4 separate regions of the Homo sapiens genome follow, and regions 1, 2 and 4 are each linked to region 3. A link is a contact called in ENCODE Hi-C or POLR2A ChIA-PET data. All regions are on one chromosome and are shown on one strand. The core of a region is the stretch at or near the end of the contact, and the rest is flanking DNA. Distances in the headings are between cores, read along the strand shown. Region 1 holds the start of LINC01053 (long intergenic non-protein coding RNA 1053). Region 2 has its middle 18 kb from the start of ATP12A. Region 3 holds the start of CPAP (centrosome assembly and centriole elongation protein). Region 4 has its middle 62 kb from the start of ATP12A.

Region 1 (2,995 bases), core at 181-2,680, 260 kb before region 3:
TCTCTACTAAAAATTAAAAAATTAGCAAGGTGTGGTGACATGCATGTGTAATCCCAGCTACTCAGGAGGCTGAGGCATAAGAATCACTTGAACCTGGGAGGCAGAGGCTACAGTGAGCTGAGATCACACCACTGCACTCCAGCCGGGGCGACAGAGTGAGACACAATCTCAAAAAAAAAAAAAAAAAAGAAAAGAAAAGAAGAAGGTATACTAATGGAGACAGAGTGCTTTGCCACTCAGTAGTTACTGACCTTGAGCAAATCACTTAATTTCTTTGTGCCAGTTGCCTGATCTGTAAAATGGGAGACCCCACCTCATGTGATGACTGTGGGGTTAAATGACTGAATGCATGAAAATCACCTGAAACTGCATCTGGCCTATAAAAGCTGCTCAATACAGGAGTATAACTAGAACTAAGGGAAGAAGCTGTGAAGATTAAAAAGAAAATCAGCTCTAAAAAGAAAACTCTAGTGGGATTGTCAGGACATGGAGTAAACTGCCTCTGGATGCAATGAAGTGCTTTCCCTGGAAGCATTCCAATCGTGACTGGCTGGCTGCTTATACAATTTTGGGATTGAGGACCCTGCTGACCTTGAGATTCTATGTTTCCGTGGTGCTGGGGATGAGGTAGGCATTCTATGTGCTCAATAGGCTTTTCTCGAATTGACTTAAGTTAGATATATAAGAAAGAAGTACTCACCCAGCTAAATCATGACAATTTCAAGATTACCCAACATATTTTATTTGGCATAATGTTTTCTCATCAACCATTAATGTTCCTGAACACATCCTTTATCTGTAAGATAAAGGACTTGAAGCAGACCTAAGTGGCTTATTAATTATTGAATGGACTGCTTATACTACCTTCCTGCCTGCGAATTCAAAGCTGGAACATGAGGCAAAGCCACTCTGCCTCCCTGCCCAGAGAGGGACTGTCCCAACCTCCCCAGTGCAGGGGCGAAAAGGCACAAAGACACAGATCTCACTTCACTCCTCTGCAGCTTCTGAGAACACTTAAAACAAAACAGCCCCAATGTAGCCCCTGAAATGCAGAGGTTCAAGAAAGGAGAGGTACCGATTTCTTCAATAGTTCACAAAGGAATAGGGAGGTCTGAAATGGAAATCTTTCTGCCTGTGACAGTCTCATAAAGTGTCCCCAGACTGTTCCCAAGGGCCCTGGGCAATAACAACCCTAAAATCACTTGTAATTCAGCTGAATATTTCTTACCAGGTCAGTCTAGGGCAGGGCTCCAGATAGGGACAGAGACTCAGGAGAGCAGTGCTTCTGGGCCAGACAGGGGTGGGGCCCCAGGCTTGCTTCCTGTGCTATTCAGTTTCTCCACACTCGGACATCAAAGACAGTGATCTTCTGACTCTAAATGAGGGCAGACTGACCCAAGAAACAGGGACAGGTGGTTACTTTGCTACTCACTCCGAAACCCCACATGGGGTATTTTAATAGTGTTCTCCATCTGTCCAACCTCAGGGGTTAATCCCTTCCTAATCTGAGCTGTAATAATTGGGTAATCAGACAAGACACTCCAAAAAGCCCAGGCCATAGTTTTGCTGTTCTTTTTGGCTAGACTTTTCTTTTATTAGAGTGAAGTATAGCTGACCTAGAAATTTCCTGTTTCAGCTTCAGTCTTCCACTAAACAAAAGCAGACACTGCTAAGAAGGATGCATGTTTAGAAAGCACAGCCCTCCTTCTTGGGGGGAATTTCAGTCACTGCTCACTGAACACACAGGAAGGAGAGCTGCTATGCGCAAATCACATGATCCTGCTTTTTGCTACAAACTGAAAAAAAAAAAAAAAAGGAAAGAACAGAAAAAGCCCCCAAAGGCCCATAGTTAGCCTGGGCTAATGAGCTCACTGGTGTGAGTCCAGGAAACATCCCAGAATGAATACATCTGCTGAGATTTCTGTCTTTTGAAAAAAGTAACCTTGCTGTGGTGGATAGCAAATGAAACATCAATGAAAGCTGCATGAAACCGGATCAGGGACTTAACCTAAAACCCACGAAGAAAACCTGGTAGGTGGTTAGGATCCGGGACAGAAGTAAGCCTGACTATTTGAGGATTAACCATCATGGAGGAAAACATAGATTTTTTTTTTTTCAAAGAAGAAGAAGAAAAAACTAACACCCAAGCTGCTGAGGCCTGATCACACTGACCTACAATCCGGGATGGAACAATGGTACTGTCGGCCTGATGAGCTGGAGAGTTCACACCAAACCAAGTCTCACACTGACGAGCCTCCTGGTCACCGTGCAGGGCAGGCATTATGATTTATTCATGGTAGCACCCAGCACACGGGAGAGACTCTATAAATGCTCACGGAATGGAATGGACACCATGGGGGTCCTTTCTAAGCTACTCTGGAGGTGGGAATAACCACAATCAGGTTTTTAATCTAGTGTATTTCAAACATTTTCTAGACGTGTTTGCTTTAACCAAAAAATACATTCCCCTAAGGGAAGGCTGAAGGGTAGGGAGAGAGCTGGGAGCAGGCGATAGAGATTGGTACAGGGAGGTCTTGAGAGGAAATGCACTGTCTTGCGGGAGGGGGAAGCGTGGAGGAAAGTGAACCCACTAGGGAGACGGAATGCTTCCTTTCCCCACCACAGCTACTGAGTAGGTTGATTTGTAGCACATTCTGCCAGCTGCCTGCTCTAATCTGTTCTCTCCTTCTGTAGTAATAGGAATGTGGCCAGGCACGTGGTTAGACCATATTTCCCACTCTCTAGTAGCCAGATGTGGCCATGTGACTAGATGTCACCCACAGAAGTGAGAGGAAGTGATTTGTTCCATGTCGGAGTCAAGCTTCTTAGAAATGGACGTGCTTCTTCCGGGATCTCTTTCTCCTTCCACCAGCTAAATGCAGATAGCAACAACCACACAGTGGGGACACAGAGAAGTGAAGCCTGGGGCCCTGAATGATCACATGGAAGAGACTCACCCTTCTGGTTTCAATATTTGACTTATAGGTGAGTGCTA
Region 2 (2,893 bases), core at 200-2,699, 260 kb after region 3:
GTGCTTTTTGAAATTAAATAAATTTTAGGAAAAGAACCATTGAAATGATAGCAGAGCTTTAGGATAACAAATGTTCTTATACATTTTTAGATGCGTTATGAATCAGTCCTGTCCTTCTGTAAAGCAATCCAGCTGTACATAATGGTGGCTACAAGCTTCTTTACATCTTTTGGCCCAGTAATTCTACATTTGGAACCAATTATACTTTAGTGAAATGACTCAAAAGTTAAACACTGATTTGTGTAAATATGTTCACAATAGTGCTTTTTAAATTGCAGACATTTAGAACTGTTCAAATGGCCAAAAAAGGGGCTAGTGCTTAAAACTATAGTACATTAACATGAATAAATGCTATAAAATAATTGGGAAAAGTGACCTCAATATGTAGAAAATATCAATGCCAGGACATGCTTACACCAAATAAAGTTAAAGGAAAAGAGCAGAAAGTTATGTTGCTGTGTACACTGATTACAACTATGTGGAATTATATGTATGTATGCTAACTAATATGGGAGCATTGAATGTTCACAGTTTAGAAATTAATATTCTTAGGTTCTTTTCATCAATTTCTGAAGCTTCTAAAAGAGCACGTTTAAAACCTCCGAAGTATTACTTCCCATTATTCGGGGTTGGCAGGAACAAACATTGCTGTGAGGGTCACCTTGATGCATCCACCTGGTGAGGCTACAGTCCCAGGTTATTCAACCAAACAGTCATAGAGGTTGCTGTGAGGTATTTTGAAAATGTGACTAATGTCCATAATCAGTTGACCTTAGGCAAAGGAGATTGTCCTGGCTGACGTGGGTGGGCCTGATCCAAACAGGTGAAAACCTGTAAGAGCAGAGCTGAGGCTTCCTGAAGAAGATGGCACAACTGCCACTGTTATGGCAGCCTGGGCTCACGCCCTGAGCTCCAGCCTGCCCCTGGTAGCCCCCATAACTGTATCAGCCAGTTCCTTGCAGTCAGTCCCTAACTGTATACCTCCCTTGGTTCTGTTTCCCTGGTTGCACTCTGAGAGATACAATTGGCTCTAAGTGCTCTACAGATGGGAAAATGGAAATTCAGTGGGGTGGAGTGGCTTTCACAATATCTCAGAGCAAGTGAGTGGCAACACAAGGACCAATTCCAGGCCTGCAACCTGGAGTTCAGTCTGCTCCATAGCCTGACTCTGGGCAAAAGGGAAGGGAGGATTTGTTCAATATTCTTTATAAAGTTCCATGAAAAATTTTATGAGAACTAATAGAAGCAAGAAGCCTTTGTTTGAGATCCTAAAGAACTATTTGCCCAGCCTCTCCCTTCTCCACACTCCAAGAATAGCACAGGCCCTTTAAAATCATTATAGGAGATGAATTCATTTTATTGCTGCTCACAGATAAAGTGCTGGTGTTGGTGACCTGGAGCTGAAGATAGATGGCAAGTAGCCCCACTGAGGGCTCAGGGATGGGAAACTTGGCTGGCAGTGCCCCAAGAACAGGAGAGAGAAAGGGTTTCCCAGGAAGTGGCAATTATAGCTGAGTGAACGTAATTCCCATCTCCTAGTTAGGGGGAAATTTCAGTCCCACAGTCCAAGTGTATGACTGGGCTGGAGATAACAAAGCAGACAAAGTGAAGGTAGATGGTAGAACACTTTCAGACAGGTGTTATGCAACATGCTTTTCTTGGAAGCCTGGAAAACTCAGTTAATCAACTCTGGAGATAGGGAGATGAATTAGAAGGTCTTGGAAAGCTCCTTCCAGGAAAAATGAGTTAGTAAGTAATGAAGTACAAAATTCATCATTCTAAAAAGTAGACAAATGGGATCACATCAAGCTAAAAAGTTTCTGCACAGCAGAGGAAACAGTCGGCAGAGTGAGAGACAACCTACAGAACAGAAGAAATCATTCACGAACGATTCATCCAACAAGCAGTTAATAACCAGAACTCAAACAACTCAACAGCAAATGAACCTAAATAATCTGAGTTAAAAATGGCAAATGATCTGAATAGATATTTCTCAAGAGAAGACATACAAATGGCCAACAGGTGTATGAAAAAATGCTCAACATCAATCATCATCGGGGAAATGCAAATCAAAACCACAATGAGATATCTCACCCCAGGCTGCTTTCAAAAAGACAAAAAGTAACATATGCTGGCAAGATTGCAGAGAAAAAGGAACTCTCATACACTGTTGGTGGGAATACAAAGTAGTACAGCCATTATGGAAAACACTAGGAATGTTTCTCAAAAAACGAAAAATAGAACTACCATATGACCCAGCAATCCCGTGACTGAGTATGTATCCAAAAGAAAGGAAGCTAGTATATTGAGGAAGTCTCTGCACTTCCATGTTTATCCCAGCACTATTCACAATAGCCAAGGTATGGAATCAACCTAAGTGCCCATCAAGGGATGAATGGATAAAGAAAATGTGATATATGGCCGGGCGCGGTGGCTCACGCCTGTAATCCCAGCACTTTGGGAGGCCAAGGTGGGCGGATCACGAGGTCAGGAGATCGAGACCATCCTGGCTAACACGGTGAAACCCCGTCTCTACTAAAAAAATTCAAAAAATTAGCCGGGTGTGGTGGCGGGCGCCTGTAGTCCCAGCTACTCCGGAGGCTGAGGCAGGAGAATGGCGTGAACTCGGGAGGCGGAGCTTGCAGTGAGCCGAGATCGGGCCACCGCACTCCAGCCTGGGCGACAGAGCGAGACTCCGTCTCAAAAAAAAAAAAAAGAAAATATGATATATATATATATATGTATATATATGTGTGTGTGTGTGTATATATGTGTGTTATATATATATGTGTGTGTGTATACGTGTGTTTTATATATATATATAATATATATACACAAAGGAATATTATTCAGCCATAAAAAAGAATGAAATCCTGTCATTTGTGGCAATGTG
Region 3 (2,744 bases), core at 19-2,518:
GGGCGCGGTGGCTCACGCCTGTAATTCCAGCACTTTGGGAGGCCGAGGCGGGCGGATCACGAGGTCAGAAGATCAAGACCATCCTGGCTAACACGGTGAAACCCCTTCTCTACTAAAAATAAAAATAAAAAAATTAGCCAGGCGTGGTGGCGGGCGCCTGTAATCCCAGCTACTCGGGAGGCTGAGGCAGGAGAATGGCGTGAACCCGGCAGGCAGAGCTTGCAGTGAGCGGAGATCGCGCCATTGTACTCCAGCCTGGGCAACAGAGCGAGACTCCATCTCAAAAAATAAAAATTAAAAAAAGAAAAGAAAAATTGAAAAAAGAAGCAAAACCGAAATCTTGATTTAGAGAAGTAGACTCTTTTTGAAGTAGAAAGCAAAACAAATTTTGGAGGACCAAATTTCTGTGAAATAGTTTTGTCTTTAGCAGTCGTTTGTTTCAGTTATAACGGTTATAAATGGCACTTCATTTGATTTCTTTAAACATTTTACTTGGCCTGCTGTTTAATCAGACATGGAAGCCAGGTATGTAGTACTGTGGTAACTCACGGTGCTGTAACTTCCTAGATTAAAGGGCCGTGGCAGTTAAAACGAAACAAAACAAAAAAATTTCTTGAATTCTGCACTGTCAGTATTCAAACTAGTTTCAGAATCTAATGGACACACTCTGCCAAACCACCGATTAGCCATTTGAGGAGAGATGAAAGATGCCTATTTTTGGAGTGAATTCTCATAGGGTTATTTTCGTCTTACGAAATGGTGTAGCGGACTGCCCTTTTTCTCCTTTACTAAGTCACCTCAGCCAAAGCGGAAAACAAAGAAAAAAACCAAACCAAACCAAAAAAACGACAAAATAGACCGTACGCAAATAGAAAAAAAAAAAACAAAACCCAAAACACCTCCTTTAAGCGTCGGTTGGGCTCTATGTTAGCTTTGACTCTCCGTGCTCCCTGCTTTGCTGGGAACACGGAGATCCATCGCTCCGTTAGGCGTTCCCTTTAGTTTTCTAAGTGTGGGAGCCTGGGGCGACGTCCACCACGGAAGGTCTCTCCCGGAAACGGTTTTCCGCCCCGCCACGCCGCCCGCCTACGTCGACCACTGGCCCGCTGCTGGTCGGAAGGCGGCGCGCAGTCCATCCCCCGCCGGGCAACGCCCGTCGCTGTGGCGTCACTGGGAGTTGTAGTTTCACTGGGCTCAGCGGTGCCTGCGCTTTAGCGCAGACGCGCGGGTGAGATCCTCACTTCCCACAGGACCTCGGGACGGGGGCGGGGCTCCGACAGAGGCGGCGATTGTGGCGGCCCATTTGTAAATGCTGCGGAGATTGAGGTGTCGGTTCGTGCTGCTGAGCTGCCCAGGCTTCACGGAGCGGTAATTTGTGGGCGAAAAGAGCGGAGGAGCTCTTTGTCCGCCGCCCTGCGCCGGAGATGGACGGCGGTGGGCGGGCAGGACTCTGCTCGGACCTCGGGGTTGGCTCGGCGGGGCGAGGAGGGAGCGGGGCGCCGGGACGCGCTCAGGCCCACGGGCGCGCTGAGGCCCACGGCAGTTCAGTGGCTTCGTTCATTCGCGCTGCTTTGTTCTTCGCAGAGCTGGGGAAGCCGGCCTCTCTGGGGTGTCTGTCTCTCTGACCTGGCTGTGGCGGAACTTGAGTTCCTGTGGGCAGCGCGGCAGCCGCAGTCCGCTGGAGCAGGGTGGTGAAGTAGCGTTGCTGGCTGTCCTAAGGGCCGGTCTTGCCCCAGCTTTGTCAAGGGCTTCTCTCTTGAAGCTTCGTGTGGATTCATGGCTTTCAAGAACGTGTTGTATTTTAGGGGACTGCTAAATCACTTCCCAGACCAACTAGTTACTTCTCACGGTCTAAGAGTGGCTTTGAATTTGCTGTTTGTATCCACTCTCCTCCCTCACCGTGCAGAGAATTTATCTTTTTTTCAATACTGCTTTAAAGAATGTTTACATAGCACTTTCTGGAGATTTCAAGGCTGTCAGTTTGTTACATTTTTTAAAAGTTTTATTGAGGTATAATTGCTATACAATAAAAATGGCACATGTTTAAATGCATTCCATTTGATGAGTTTGACATACACGTGCACCCGTGTCCTTCAGATTTTGATATCTGTAAAGTCTGAGTCCACATACTAATCCTATCTCGGCATATATATTATCAATGCTCCCTTTACCAAGACCTCAGTATCAATAATAAGTAGCAGGTTCTGGTGACGCTTTTTTTATACTTCATGCTGACATTAAATATATTTTTAGAATCGCGGTCATGAAATTGAAGGTATAGAAGGTGTGTTTGGTGGGGAGTTGGAGGAGGAGATGCAAAAGTCTGGCTGCTGCATCCCAAGACTGCTTGCACTTGTCAGTCTAGTAGGGAATTTTTCTAGTTTTCCATATTATGAAATGACCTTGTAGTTTGTCTCCCTTCTGAATTTGGATTTCGAAAGATTTTCTGCTAAGGTCATTGAAATTAAGCAAAGTTACGTGGTTGATTTTGAAAAAAAAAAAGTCATTACTTTTTTAGATTGGTTTCCTACTGAAAAACAATTTGCTTAGAAAAAGTTTTTACAAATTATTCAGGAATAACAGATATCCAGTAAAGTGCGCTAATCTTAAGTGTACAGCCTAAGTGTATCCACCCCCTGTATTAACCTTCCCAGTTGTTGAAGTCAAAAATTTGGAGATGAATCTCTTAAGTTTAACGTTTTATTTGGGAAGAAAGAATGGCGGTTCCAGGCGTACAGACCAGG
Region 4 (2,755 bases), core at 206-2,705, 300 kb after region 3:
GTTGCCCACGCCTGTAATCCCAGCACTTTGGGAGGTTGAGGCGGGCGGATCATGCGGTCAGGAGATGGAGACCATTCTGGCTAACACGGTGAAACCCCATCTCTACTAAAAAATATAAAAAATTAACCAGGCATGGTGGTGGGTGCCTGTAGTCCCAGCTACTTGGGAGGCTGAGGCCCTCTCAGCTGTGTGTGGCCTTGGGGTGGGGAACCCAATCTAGGCTCCAGGGTTAGACACATCTGGCATGATAATTTTGGAAAGCAACCTGAAAATATAACCAAAACCCACAATTCACTCAAACCCTATAACATAATAACACCGCCTATAAAAAAATATTACAATGAAATAACTGACAAGAAAAAAACATTTCCCTGTAATCCAATAATATATAGTTAAAAAGTCCAAGTAAAAACTAATATTCTCCTGTTTAGATATGGGGAAAGTTATTATAAGGAAAAAATGTAAAAACAAAACAAAACAGAACAGGCCGGGTATGGTGGTTCACGCCTGTAATCCCAGAACTTAGGGAGACCAAGGCAGGGGGATTGCTGGAGGCCAGGAGCTCGAGAACTAGGCAACATTGCGAGAACTCGTTTCTCAAAAAAAAAAAAAAAAAAAAAAGGAAGAAAAAGAAAACAGTTAGCTAGGTGTGGTGGCACCTGCCTGTAGTCTCAGTTACTCCTGAAGCTGAGGCAGAAGGATTGCTTGAGTGCAGGGGATAGAGGCTGTAGTAAGCTATGATTGTGCAACTTCACTTCAGCCTGAGCAACGGAGTGAGACTTTGTCTCAAAAAGTAAAGAAAAAAAAAAAAAAAGAAGAACAGAACATCAGAACACAAGATATGCTCATGCTGACCACGGGATTTAGTATTTACCTTTGGTCGCTAAAGAGAAACGAAAGAACATACTAAGATATGAATGGTGGGCATTTTGAAGTTATGAAACTTTAATGCTGTGTAAAGAAGTTTAGGTAGAGAATACTATACAGTAAAATTTGAACATAATTTTAAAGTTAAAAACACATGCTACTTAACAAAATAGGCAATCCACACATAGATAATGAAGGGTTGATGCATTCCGGCATGTTTTTGGCTGTGAACATGTTTGTTATTGATTCAAAATTGTGCACAAGTGTTGCTATCGACAAAAACAAGTGCTTTTGCCCAGTGCCTCTTTTCATTTTTAGCTCCCAGGAGAACGGAGGTGGCCTTGTTCTAGTCCTCCTGCTCTCTGGCGGAACAGCTCACATGTGTGGAGCTGGGGTGTGGGGCCAGGCCTGTGTCTGGATGAGGCTTCCTCAGGCCCCAGATAAACTACAGACACCCCCAGGCCTCTGCGCACGCCTGGCGAGAAAAGGGGACTTCACAGAGGACTCAGGTGTCACCTCAGCGGCGTTCTGCAGCTGCTGCTGCTGGCTGTATTGTCCACACCTTTCATATTAAGGGTGGGATCCCTCACTGTCTGTGACCTCAGAACTACCTCAAAATGCAAATAATCAACTAACAAGCCTGTTACTTCCGGGATCCCAGCCACACAGCAGAGCTTCCTGTGTGGGATTTCTTATTCTAACTGCAGCCCTCCAAGCACGTGCATGAATCACGCTTGTTGTACTAACACGGAAACTGAGGTGCAGAGACTTCAAAGACTTGGTCAGGGCCCCTCAGCCAGGAAGTGGCAGAGCCAGTGGTGAGCCCTCTGTGCTTCTCAGGCTGTCTTTGTCATGAAAGAGGCAGCCGGGACCCCACAGAGCTTCTCCTTGGCGGGGAGTTTTCATTAGGCCCTGGCCTTCCCTGTGTGTGTAATGGAAACACCTCGTGTATTTCACCACTGTCCGGGTTGGGGCATAAGTGTCCTTCAAAGCACAGTCCCATTACGTCCCTTTCTATGGCAGGTTGAAGCCCTCTGCAGGAGTGATATGAGTGTATGACTCTTTCCTAGGTGAGAAGGCCCAGCAATCATCAAAACCATGGTGGAGACATCTTTGCATCTATTGTCTCATCTTCCTCCTGCATCATATGTGCTTGGGAAGTTCTAGAGGCTTGGGTGGTGGGTGTGTGGTGGTGAAGGGTGTCCTGTGGGGGCTGGGCCATCCTTGGTGTTGGGTGTGTGGTGGTGGAGGGTTTCCTTATGGAGCCTGGGCCGTCCTTGGTTGTCAGTGTGTGATAGGGGAGGGTGTTCACAGAGGTTGCACTGTTCTTGGCAAGTGGGTGCTGCTGTCCTGGTTGACTGTCAGGGAACTAAAATGCGGTGTGTGTCAAGAGACTGGAAGGAAGGAATGTCGGTGGGGCAATGGCCCGAGGCTCTACTGAATTCCGCTGTCTGTCCTATTCTTCCATGCTGGGGAAGAATAGGAAGGATCAGGGTAGGGAGGGCCCCAAACACGGAAATGCTGAGGCATTTGTCCCAGAGCCGCTGCCCACACAAGGTGGGTCATAGGCCCACAGATATGTGGAGGCCAGGGCTTCCCTGTGAGGAGCAGGCAGGGCCCTGCCCCCTACTCTTCAGGCACAGAGGCTCCCAGAGGTTCTTGTCAGTAGGGAAATATTAGTGCCAGCATGATCCTTTTAGAAGTGTGTGAAACAGGCAATAAGCCACCTTTTAACCTATAATGTAGGAGTCAGTGGGAGCAGCAGGCTCCTCTGGGAAATACTAACATGTGAAATGGAAGCCAGGCAGCCTCCCAGACGCAGGTGCATCTGCATCCCGAGGCGCTTTGTTACTTGGCAGTACGTGATTGACAGAAATCCAGATTCCTA

Evidence for each region. Hi-C counts contacts between places; a loop is a spot of excess contacts on that map. ChIA-PET counts read pairs that join two places held with the same protein, here RNA polymerase II (POLR2A). Pooled maps may share reads with other maps.
Region 1: a map with no recorded cell type shows a loop between it and region 3 (15-fold over the local background). The contact joins the promoter of LINC01053 here to the promoter of CPAP in region 3. A Hi-C loop is called at or near these places in 4 of 37 single-sample maps with no recorded cell type and 2 of 50 pooled maps. POLR2A ChIA-PET finds 5 or more read pairs at or near these places in 1 of 52 experiments (AG04450).
Region 2: a loop to region 3 is called in a map with no recorded cell type, with 6 times the contacts of the local background. The contact joins the enhancer-like site here to the promoter of CPAP in region 3. A Hi-C loop is called at or near these places in 1 of 168 maps with a recorded cell type or tissue (mammary epithelial cell), 1 of 37 single-sample maps with no recorded cell type and 2 of 50 pooled maps. POLR2A ChIA-PET finds 5 or more read pairs at or near these places in 1 of 52 experiments (WTC11).
Region 4: a map with no recorded cell type shows a loop between it and region 3 (12-fold over the local background). The contact joins the enhancer-like site here to the promoter of CPAP in region 3. A Hi-C loop is called at or near these places in 5 of 37 single-sample maps with no recorded cell type and 10 of 50 pooled maps.

Annotation. Positions count from the first base shown.
Region 1 is chr13:25,179,767-25,182,761 of GRCh38, reverse strand. It overlaps LINC01053 (long intergenic non-protein coding RNA 1053), which reads right to left and starts at 1,430. Exons shown (of 3, transcript NR_120427.1): 1 at 1,229-1,430. LINC00463 (long intergenic non-protein coding RNA 463) reads left to right here and starts at 2,761. Exons shown (of 4, transcript NR_120428.1): 1 at 2,761-2,985. RefSeq lists enhancers at 1,697-1,746, 1,757-1,846 and a silencer at 2,705-2,754.
Region 2 is chr13:24,661,087-24,663,979 of GRCh38, reverse strand. No RefSeq gene overlaps it. Among named protein-coding and RNA genes, the nearest start is that of ATP12A, 18 kb to the left of the region's middle. Within about 2 kb of position 1,449, at least 3 of the 41 ENCODE cell types and tissues checked have a DNase peak (open chromatin) inside an H3K27ac peak, as active enhancers do.
Region 3 is chr13:24,921,385-24,924,128 of GRCh38, reverse strand. CPAP (centrosome assembly and centriole elongation protein) reads left to right here and starts at 1,268. Exons shown (of 17, transcript NM_018451.5): 1 at 1,268-1,368. RefSeq lists enhancers at 321-1,222, 1,223-2,124.
Region 4 is chr13:24,617,476-24,620,230 of GRCh38, reverse strand. No RefSeq gene overlaps it. Among named protein-coding and RNA genes, the nearest start is that of ATP12A, 62 kb to the left of the region's middle. Within about 2 kb of position 1,455, at least 7 of the 41 ENCODE cell types and tissues checked have a DNase peak (open chromatin) inside an H3K27ac peak, as active enhancers do.